Regions from separate parts of the Homo sapiens genome. Here region 2 is linked to region 1. The links are chromatin contacts, found by Hi-C or POLR2A ChIA-PET in ENCODE. All regions are on one chromosome and are shown on one strand. Each heading gives the region's core, a stretch centred on a gene start or an enhancer-like site at or near the end of the contact. The rest is flanking DNA. Distances are from core to core; before and after follow the strand shown. Region 1 overlaps DLG4 (discs large MAGUK scaffold protein 4). Region 2 holds the start of YBX2 (Y-box binding protein 2).

Region 1 (5,207 bases), core at 292-2,791:
GGATTTGATTGAAGTAGGCAGGATTTAAGCTAGAGGGATGGTGGTTAGATCTTTGGGGGGTGGGGTGACTTCCTGGCAGATACGACACGGCCCAAGCGGGAGTATGAGATAGATGGCCGGGATTACCACTTTGTGTCGTCCCGGGAGAAAATGGAGAAGGACATTCAGGCGCACAAGTTCATTGAGGCCGGCCAGTACAACAGCCACCTCTATGGGACCAGCGTCCAGTCCGTGCGAGAGGTGGCAGAGCAGGTAGGACCTGGCGGGCACCCGGTCCTCTTCCTTCTCCCCTCTCCCCACCCCACTGCCTCCCTCCAGCTTTCTCTAACTCTCTCTCTCTCTGTCTCTTTCCCTGCTGGGTCTCCACTCCGCTCCTCCACCTCCTTCTCCTCTTGGGCAACTCTGTCTGACTGCCTGCTCTCTGCCCCTGCTCTCTCTCCCACCTCCCTCACTTCCTGACCCCAAATTCCCCACCACCATCTGGCCTCTTTCTCTCCCCACTCCCTTCTCCTTGCCCCATTTCTCCTCTCTTCCCATGGCCTTGTCTTTGGTGGCTTGGCCTTCCCCACTGGGTCCCTCCCTTTTTCCTGACTCCCCGCTGGCCCTCTCCCCTGCCTCACCCTTTTCTGGGGCCCGGCTCCCCTCTCCCACTCCTCTGCTAACTCCTTTCCTTTCCCCGCTGCTCCTCACCCTGCCCTCCCTCCCTCCCTCCACGGTTCCTTTCTCCATCTGCCTCACTCCCTCCCATCTGTCTCCTTGTTCCTTCCATCTGTCTGTCCTCTGTCCGTCCTCCCCTCCCTCCTCCCTCTATCCTACTTCCTTTCTCCTTTTTCTTGGCTTTCCTTCCCGCCTGTGTCACCTCTGCCTTGCACACCCCGCCCCACTCGCTGCTGCCCCGGCTCTGCCACCATCTCTTGGGTCCCTGCCTGCCTGGTGCTCCTCCCTTCCTCCATTCTGTCCTGTCCCTGCCCTCTCCCGTGCTCTCCATCTTCCCTTTCCTTTCCCTCTGTCTTTTACTCTGTCCATACCCGCTTCCTGCCTGACTCTCTGCCCCCGTGTTTCTTGACATCCATGTCACTCCCCTTCGGCCAACTTCCCATTCCCCACCTCTCCCCGTCCGTGTCCCTCCGGCACTGCTCTCTGTCCTTTCTCGCCACCCGCTGGCCCCCCTCCGCCCACCCTGCCTGCCCCCAGGGGAAGCACTGCATCCTCGATGTCTCGGCCAATGCCGTGCGGCGGCTGCAGGCGGCCCACCTGCACCCCATCGCCATCTTCATCCGCCCCCGCTCCCTGGAGAATGTGCTGTGAGTATGGTCCTGGGGGCCTCCCCTTTGCTCCCCCAACACCTGTGGCCCTGGGCCTCACAAGGCGTCTGCGTTCAACTCTCCCTTCAGAACCCTGGACAGCGGTTTCAGCAGCCCCTGAGGGGGATCCCTGGAACCCAGAGGATGTGGGGGAATCGGGTCTTTCCCCTCCTCTCCTGCCTTGGCTAGACAGGACTACATTTCCCAGCAGCCCCTGGGGCATACCAGCTGGGGCGAGTCAGGGCCTCTAGGGCTGTTGGGAATTGGAGTCCGAATCCCATCTCTGGGGCTGAAGGCTGGAAGGATGAAGCTCCGTAGATGTCCCTGGAGTAGCCACACCTGGCTGGGGCGGTTGCGGGTGGCAGGGGGGTGGGGGGTGGTTCTCATCTGTGGCCCCAGAGGATATTGGGAATTGTATTTTTTTTTTTGCTATGTGCTCCAAATAGAAGAATACTTAACATTCCTGGATAGAGGAGATAAAAGGCAGGGTCAGGTGGGTCCAGTCTCAGGCCTGCTCTCCCTCCCTCTTCACAGAGAGATTAACAAGCGGATCACAGAGGAGCAAGCCCGCAAAGCCTTCGACAGAGCCACCAAGCTGGAGCAGGAGTTCACAGAGTGCTTCTCAGGTGAGGCCACAGCAAGGCTGTTGCCAGCATGTAGGGTGCCCTTGCTCGGATTAGAAAGAGCTCCCCCGCCACCCCCAGTGGATGGCTTAGAAAGAGGTGCCCCTGTGGGCGCGGCATGGTGGCTCACGCCTGTAATCCCAGCACTGGCGGGCACCTGTAATCCCAGCTACTCGGTAGGCCGAGGCAGGAGAATCGCTTGAACCTGGGAGGCAGAGGTTGCAGTGAGCCGAGATCGCACCACTGCACTCCAGCCTGGCGCTAAGAGCAAAACTCAATCTCAAAAAAAAAAAAAAAAAAAAAAAAGAGGTGCCCCTGTGGGCGGGTGCAGCCCCAGGACTTATGGCTTGGAGAGTTGGAAAGAGGTGCCCCTTCCTCTGGGCTGGTGCAACCCCCTTGGCCAGGTGTCCTCTGGCCCTTCCTTGGCCTCACTCCCTGCTCCACCCCACTCCCAGCCATCGTGGAGGGTGACAGCTTTGAGGAGATCTACCACAAGGTGAAGCGTGTCATCGAGGACCTCTCAGGCCCCTACATCTGGGTTCCAGCCCGAGAGAGACTCTGATTCCTGCCCTGGCTTGGCCTGGACTCGCCCTGCCTCCATCACCTGGGCCCTTGGTCTGGACTGAATTGCCCAAGCCCTTGGCTCCCCCCGGCCTCCCTCCCACCCCTTCTTATTTATTTCCTTTCTAACTGGATCCAGCCTGTTGGAGGGGGGACACTCCTCTGCATGTATCCCCGCACCCCAGAACTGGGCTCCTGAACGCCAGGAACCTGGGGTCTGGGGGGGAGCTGGGCTCCTTGTTCCGAGCCCTTGCTCCTTAGGATCCCCGCCCCCACCTGCCCCCAATGCACACACAGACCCACCGGGGGCCACCTGCCCTCCCCCATCCTCTCCCACACACATTCCAGAAGTCAGGGCCCCCTCGAGGAGCACCCGCTGCAGGGATGCAGGGCCACAGGCCTCCGCTCTCTCCTAAGGCAGGGTCTGGGGTCACCCCTGCCCTCATCGTAATTCCCCATGTTCCTTGATTTCTCATTTATTTTTTCCACTTTTTTTCTTCTCAAAGGTGGTTTTTTGGGGGGAGAAGCAGGGGACTCCGCAGCGGGCCCCTGCCTTCCACATGCCCCCACCATTTTTCTTTGCCGGTTTGCATGAGTGGAAGGTCTAAATGTGGCTTTTTTTTTTTTTTTTCCTGGGAATTTTTTTGGGGAAAAGGGAGGGATGGGTCTAGGGAGTGGGAAATGCGGGAGGGAGGGTGGGGGGCAGGGGTCGGGGGTCGGGTGTCCGGGAGCCAGGGAAGACTGGAAATGCTGCCGCCTTCTGCAATTTATTTATTTTTTTCTTTTGAGAGAGTGAAAGGAAGAGACAGATACTTGAAACTTGGTGTGTGGCCTGGTTATTTGGGACCTGGGTGTGGAGGGAGATGGGCGCAGCAGAGTCAGATCCTTCTTCACTCCAAGCCAGAGAGGTTAGTGGCCTGGAAAATGGGCCAGGGAGGTAACTGGCAAATCAAGGAACCCGAGTTGGTGAAGACTGAGCCTGGGAAGGTCTGGAGCTCTGTCCAAAGTCATGACAGGCCAGAAAGGGGAGGCTGGAACTTGTCTGGGGCCCTGCAGACTTAGTCCAGCTCTGATCCCTGCCGGGCTGTCTCAGTCCTGTTGGGAAGCACAACAGTCCTTAAAGGAAAATAGAGAGGAAACTTCGTTCATTCATGTTCATGGAGTTGTGGACAGAGCTAGGATCTGGAAATGATTTTTTTTGTTTTTTTGTTTTTTTTTTTGAGACAGAGTCTTGCTCTGTCGCACAGGCTGGAGTGCAGTGGCTCGATCTCGGCTCACTGTGATCTCTGCCACCCTGGTTCAAGTGATTCTCCTGCCTCAGCCCCCTGAGTAGCTGGGATTACAGATTACTGCCACCATGCCTGGCTAATTTTGTATTTTTAGTAGAGATGGGGTTTCACCATGTTGGTCAGGCTGGTCTTGAACTCCTGACCTTGTTATCCACCCGCCTCAGCCTCCCAAAGTGCTGGGATTACAGGCGTGAGCCACCGCGCCTGGCCTGGAAATGATCTTTACAGAGTTCTGCTGATAAGAACTGCTGTGTGAATATACGCTAGGTTTCTTTATGCGCCCCCCCCACCCTTTTTTTTTTTTTTTTGAGACAGAGTTTCGCTCTTTCGCTCAGGCTGGAGTGCTGTGGTGCGATCTTGGCTCACTGCAACCTCTGCCTGCTGGGTTCACACGGTTCTCCTGCCTCAGCCTCTCGAATAGCTGGGATTACAGGCGCCTGCCACCACTCCTGGCTAATTTTTGTATTTTTAGTAGAGATGGGGTTTTGCTTTGTTGGCCAGGCTGGTCTCGAACTCCTGACCTCAGGTGATCCGCCCAGCTTGGCCTCCCACAGTGTTAAGATTACAGGCATGAGCCACTACGCCCAGCCTTTATGTCCTATCTCTATGGGAAAGATCTGAGGCAGCTTTGTAAATAATGAGGGTAGGAAAATAAGAATCTAAATGCCAAAGATGAAAACTGGAGAAATGTATATGAACTGTGAGGGTAAATGTGATCTCTGAGCTTCCTGATAGCCATGGCAAAAAAGGAAATTGTCAATTACCTACTTCTTTATTATAAGGGAGAAATAATTTTAGTTCTTTTAGGGAGTCATATTTTCCTGGCCCTAAGTCCTAACTGAAGCTCCTGAGATCCTGCTATGTAGAATGGTGACTCTCAGCCTTCTGCCTTCTTCATGTGTTTGGCACAGATGAACCTTTGGGGGCACCTGCTGGGGTACTATTCCTTTCTCTGATTCTCAGGTGCTCCAGTGGGTAAGGCTGAGGCAGAGGGCCCTAAGAGTTATGGTGGTTAAATCCCAAACAGTGCAAAAGGGCATTTTTTGTAGCCACTCCTGACTAAAGTTGAGAGTTTCATGCAAAAGACCAACCCAGGGGTAGTGATTCTGTGGATGGCATGGCCGTCCAAGCCTAAAGTAGTCCAAGAATAGAGGCAGAGATTGCTGAAGGGGTGTCACTTCAACCAGTAGCCACGTATTGCCCTGCAGGATTTTCTATGCAGGACCGAGTCCATCAGGATCCTGGGGATAGGGACCAGGGGTCTGCATTTCTGGAAAGCTCCCGGGTGATTTTGATGTCTCACTGGGTGGAGAAGCACTGCTTCAGAGGATTTTTTTTTTTTTTTTTTTGAGGTCGAGTTTCACTTTTGTTGCCCAAGCTGGAGTGCAATGGCGCGATCTCGGCTCACTGCAACCTCCAACTCCAGGGTT
Region 2 (4,843 bases), core at 885-3,384, 100 kb before region 1:
GTGGTCATTCTTGTATGCTTCACGGCCTCGTCTTGCTACTTAGTTGTTTTCTTGTCTCTTCTCTTTTTCTGTCCACTGTGCCCGATGCCCCGGAAATCCGAATCTTCAACTCTGAAAGGGCCGGAGGGGTGCGGCGGGCGATAGATAGCAAGTGGAGGGTCAGCGAGGAAGCGGAATCCGGCGGCCTCCGGGAGCGGCCGGCAGAGGGCGCGCCGGGACCGGGAGAGGCGACTGCGGCTGCTGCGGGCAGCTGGCGGCGAAGGAGACGCGGAGGACGCCAGCCCTTGGGAAGCGCACGTGGGGCTTGCCCAGCAGCGCCTGGGGGCACGTGTGCTGCCCCGGGGCGCGCTGCCCTGGCTAAAAATACAACGCGCACCCGCGTCCTCCCTGGTGGGGGAGGCGGCCCTAGGGAGGAGATACTGCTGGAGCCTCGTTTTTCTGGGATTACAGGCGTGAGCCACCGCGCCCGGCCCATTTTCTTAATCTTCCCAGGCTCCCGAGAAACCTGGTACAAGCCTCGCACTGCCCCTCAGTCCTCTCATCTGTGGAATGGGGGCCGTTCATGTATTCGATAAATATTGAACGTGTACGTTGTACCAGGCACTGCTGCAGGCGTCCAGCTTAACTACAAGGCTCTTACTGCTGTGGAGTTTACAGCCCACTGTGTGCAGGGAAATAAAATAAGCAAATGGTCAGGATCATGTCATATTTTCAAAAATGCCATTAGAAAAATAAGGAATGGTGTGATGGCGAAGAGTGGCACGTAAGCTGCTGCTTGGAGAGAGCCACCTGGAGACACGAAGGCGCGTTTTCGGCAGAGGAAACCGCATGTGCAAAAGGCCTCGAGTCCGCTGGAGCTTGACGCCTGGCCGGAGACCACAGCCCCCGGCATACAGACGTGAGAGACCCCAAAGCCAGTCTAGGGCGGTAGACATCAGAGCTGCAGCGGTCGGTATGGGCCACATGGGTGGACACATTGATCAAAACTCAGCGAAGGCCGGGCACGGTGGCTTACCCTGTCATCCCAACACTTTGGGAGGCTGAGGCGGGCGGATCACCAGAGGTCAGGAGTTCGAGACCAGCCTGGCCAATATGGTGAAACCCCATCTCTACTAAAAATACAGAAATTAGCCAGGTTGTGGTGGCGCAAGCCTGTAATTCCAGGTACTCAGGAGGCTGAGGAGGGAGAATCGCTTGAACCCGGGAGGCAGAGGCTGCAGTGAGCCCAGATCGCGCACTGCGCTCCAGCCCGGGCGACAGAGGGAGACCTTGTGTCAAAACAAACAAACAAACAAACTCAGCGAAGAAGAATTGCGCATTGTACTACTTGTAAACCTTGTTTCCAATACAAACATAGGTAGGGGCAGGCCGGGAGCCACCTTGAGGTGGCTCAAGGCAGGAGAATCGCTTGAACCAGGGAGGCGGAGGTTGTAGCGAGCCGAGATCGCGCCACTGCACTCTAGTCTGGGCGACAGGGCGAGACCCTGTCTCAAAAAAAAAAAAAAAAAGAAAAGAAAAGAAAAAGAAAGAAAAAAGAAAAGTAGGGGGTCCTGGCTCATGGGAGCAAGTGTGAGCCGGGAAAACCATTCTGCTGCGCTTTCCAGCCTATCCTGCGGTTGGATCCCGCAGCCCCAGGGTGTGCAGGGCCGTCCTGTGGGGAGAGGGTGCCAAGGGCGGTGGTGGCCGGAAGGCGTCTGCACCTGGCAGCATACGGGCAAGGTCGGTCTCGAGGGTGGAGGCGAGCGGTGCTACTCACTGCCAGAACCGAGGCTGCAGATTCCCGCCCCTCGCTCAGGTCGTTAGGGGCAACCTTGGCACTGCGGCCCCGGCCCCGCCCTTCCCGCAGAGGCCAGGTGGCGGTTGGGGCGCGACCGGCCCGTTTGATTTCCCGCGGCCGGTGGAAAGGGGCGGAGGGGGGAGGGGAAAGGGGCCGCCGGCCAATGGGTTGGGCCGGGGGCCGTCACGTGGCGGCCAGGGGGCGGGGCCCAGGTGTACTTACTGGGCGGCTGGCGGGGGCCGGGGCCGCGGTGCGAAGTCCGGGAGGCGGGGTCGGCGTGCGGTCCGGGGGTGCTGCTGGGCTGGGATTGGCCCGTGGTCGGGAGGCGGGGTCTGCGCGAGCGGCGGCAGCGGGCTGCCATTGGCCTCGGCTCCGGGCCCGCTGCCGGCGTGTGGGCGAGGCTCGGGGCGCGAGGACCGAGCAGGGCGGTGGGTTCGCGAGCCGGGGGGAGGGGCCGGGGCGGTGGCGGCTGTGGCCGGTACTGGACCCGGCGGGATGAGCGAGGTGGAGGCGGCAGCGGGGGCTACAGCGGTCCCCGCGGCGACGGTGCCCGCGACGGCGGCAGGGGTGGTAGCGGTGGTGGTACCGGTGCCCGCAGGGGAGCCGCAGAAAGGCGGCGGGGCGGGCGGCGGGGGCGGAGCCGCCTCGGGCCCCGCTGCTGGGACCCCCTCGGCGCCGGGCTCCCGCACCCCTGGCAATCCGGCGACGGCGGTCTCGGGAACCCCCGCCCCCCCGGCCCGGAGTCAGGCGGACAAGCCGGTGCTGGGTGAGGGGCAGGCGCGCACAGGGCGGCTCTGAGGGGTCGGCGGGCTGGGGGAGGGGCAGTGTGGAGCCCGGCAGGATCCGGAAAACCAAAGGCGGCCTGGCCCGCAGGCCCAGAGCGCTAACTGGGCTGGGAGCTGCGCACCAAAGTGGATTCCCCTGGTGGGAAATCCTGCCGTACCTTCCTGGGAGAGAGGGCGGGGCCGGCAGGTTCAGCTAAGGTCTTGGGGTGGAGAATAAAGCCCCAGGGTCCGGCCACGCCCCCGGGCGGGACACAGTGCCTAGTTGACTGGGTTAGAACTAGGCAAACCTCTGAGCCTGGCAAGCAGGTGCACTGGGGACCCTTGCATTGGGAGGGCTAGAAAAACCCTCAGTTATGACCTGGGGGCGGCACTTTGCAGACCAGGTGAGTACCCAGTTCTAGGTGAAGGGGCTGGATTTGTAGGATGTGGGGAACGTGACTTAGAGTTGGAAGGCTTTTTGAAAGCCTGAGTCCCTGTGTGGGTGATTTCATTTGGTGGACTAGGGTAGGAATACCTTGAAGCTACTAGTGAAACCTGGTTGGCTTGAAGGTAACCTGAATAGGTAATAAGGCAGTAGGCTAGATTTTTTTTTGTTTTGGAGTGTCTCAAAACTGAGTTCAACTCCATCTCTTCCCCCCATCTCACTGTCCCCACTGCATCTCTGCCTGGCAGCAATCCAAGTCCTGGGCACTGTCAAATGGTTCAACGTCCGGAATGGTTACGGATTCATCAACAGGTATCCAAGGAACCCAGGGCGGGGGTGGAATGGGTGTCTTCCCAGCTGGCCTGTGGGACTGGACACCCGCCCAACCTCATCGACCCCTGCGGAGGCACATGGTTGCAATGTCCAGCTGATGCTGGTTGAAAGCCTTTAACCGCAGCACAAATGTGTGCTTCGTGACAAGAGGAAGCCTCCTCCGCATCTTCAAGGGTAGCGGAGGATTAATGATTCAGGAACTTGGCAAACCTGGCTCTGACCCTGCCAGCTTCTCATCTCACCTTCTGGAATTGCTTCATTACTTTTACTCTGACATGCCTTTGGGGCAGAATGTATTATAGGGTTCTCTGTGCCTCAGGGCCCCCGGCTGGAATCCTCAACTGATTTCCTGTTATGGCAGCACTCACAACTCAACTCCCTTAAAGAGCTGTGGCTCATTCGAGCCCTCCACCTGTTGGGACTGAGGCTGACAGTGGGGGTCAGGAGGAAGGAGCCAGAGGCTGCTGCTTTCCTTCAGTAGGCAGCCCCACCCCTCAGCACCGGGAGAGGCTGTGGCAGTGGATTCTGAGCAGAGCCAGGTCTCCCCCAGTGGGCCCTTCCCCAGCCCAGGCATCCTGCCCGGCCTGGCTCTCCTGGGAGGCCCTAGTTCCCTCTTAGCAGGCTGACCTTTGTGCAGATCCAAGTGCTTTAAAGCTAAAACGTTTGTTCTGGGGAAGGGTCCCTGTCTAATTCTGGAAATGGCAGACTGGGTCGGGGGCAGAGTGCCTCCAGGAAAACTTTTCCTTTCTCCCCTCCCCCCACCCACTGGGGTTCTTATGATAGAGAATGGGTGAATGTTTTCTTCTCTCTCACCCTTGGTCCCACGCGTGTTGAGAGTGGTCCTGACTCTGGGATTCACCTCCAGGCTGAGGATGAGAATAAAGTTTGGCAGCTGTTTAGAGCAAGTTCCTGACACATTGTTCCCTTCTCAAACTTGTTCTGCCCCTCTGGCCCCATCTGCACTTTCTGCCTCCTTGACTATAGAAGGAAGAAGACTGGAATTTTCCAACCCTGATGGGGGTTGGGGGAGGGGGTGTTGGCCAGGGACAGTTGCACCCAGCGCTGGCAGGTTGTAAGGCTAGCCTGGGGTGGAAGGTGGAGTCCCGGCAGGGGCAGAGCTGTCTGAGGTTCCTCAAGGTGCCTTTGCCTCCCCAGCCTGCCCTTTCCTTGTGAAGTCCAGGTTTGGCACTGAGGTTTTAGGTGTATCTCTCTTTACACCAGCTTCTGGGGGCCCTGCTGGCTCTCCCTCCCATTCCCCAGGCCATGTCCACCCCTAACTGGAATGCTGGAGAGGATGGGCCCACTGAGCTTAGACTGGGCATCTAGGGGGACCTCAGTGAGGAGCTGAGGGCTTTGTTGAAGTCCCTTCCTTAACGACCCATCCTGTTCTGCAGGAATGACACCAAGGAAGATGTCTTTGTTCACCAGGTAAGAGCTAGGTTAGCTTTCTGAGGGGAAGAACCGGCCGTCTTTGAAGGCCTTTGCTGTAATCCTTAGCAGTGCGCTCCGCCATGTTTCTCTGGC

The links. A loop is a pair of places that touch in the nucleus more often than their neighbours do. ChIA-PET counts read pairs that join two places held with the same protein, here RNA polymerase II (POLR2A). Pooled maps may share reads with other maps.
Region 2: a pooled map shows a loop between it and region 1 (2.3-fold over the local background). The contact joins the promoter of YBX2 here to the enhancer-like site in region 1. A Hi-C loop is called at or near these places in 4 of 168 maps with a recorded cell type or tissue (B cell, CD8-positive, alpha-beta T cell, breast epithelium and 1 more), 1 of 37 single-sample maps with no recorded cell type and 10 of 50 pooled maps. POLR2A ChIA-PET finds 5 or more read pairs at or near these places in 5 of 52 experiments (H1, PC-9, Panc1 and 2 more).

Annotation. Positions count from the first base shown.
Region 1 is chr17:7,187,990-7,193,196 of GRCh38, reverse strand. DLG4 (discs large MAGUK scaffold protein 4) reads left to right here. Exons shown (of 20, transcript NM_001321075.3): 17 at 80-252; 18 at 1,195-1,304; 19 at 1,839-1,930; 20 at 2,383-5,207. The coding sequence ends at 2,489. Among named protein-coding and RNA genes, the nearest start is that of ASGR1, 11 kb to the right of the region's middle. Within about 2 kb of position 1,541, at least 2 of the 41 ENCODE cell types and tissues checked have a DNase peak (open chromatin) inside an H3K27ac peak, as active enhancers do.
Region 2 is chr17:7,291,930-7,296,772 of GRCh38, reverse strand. YBX2 (Y-box binding protein 2) reads left to right here and starts at 2,134. Exons shown (of 9, transcript NM_015982.4): 1 at 2,134-2,543; 2 at 3,235-3,298; 3 at 4,714-4,747. The coding sequence starts at 2,273. It overlaps LOC124903912 (a long non-coding RNA gene), which reads left to right. Exons shown (of 2, transcript XR_007065602.1): 2 at 119-695. RefSeq lists silencers at 172-331, 1,870-2,039, 2,070-2,189, 2,607-2,782.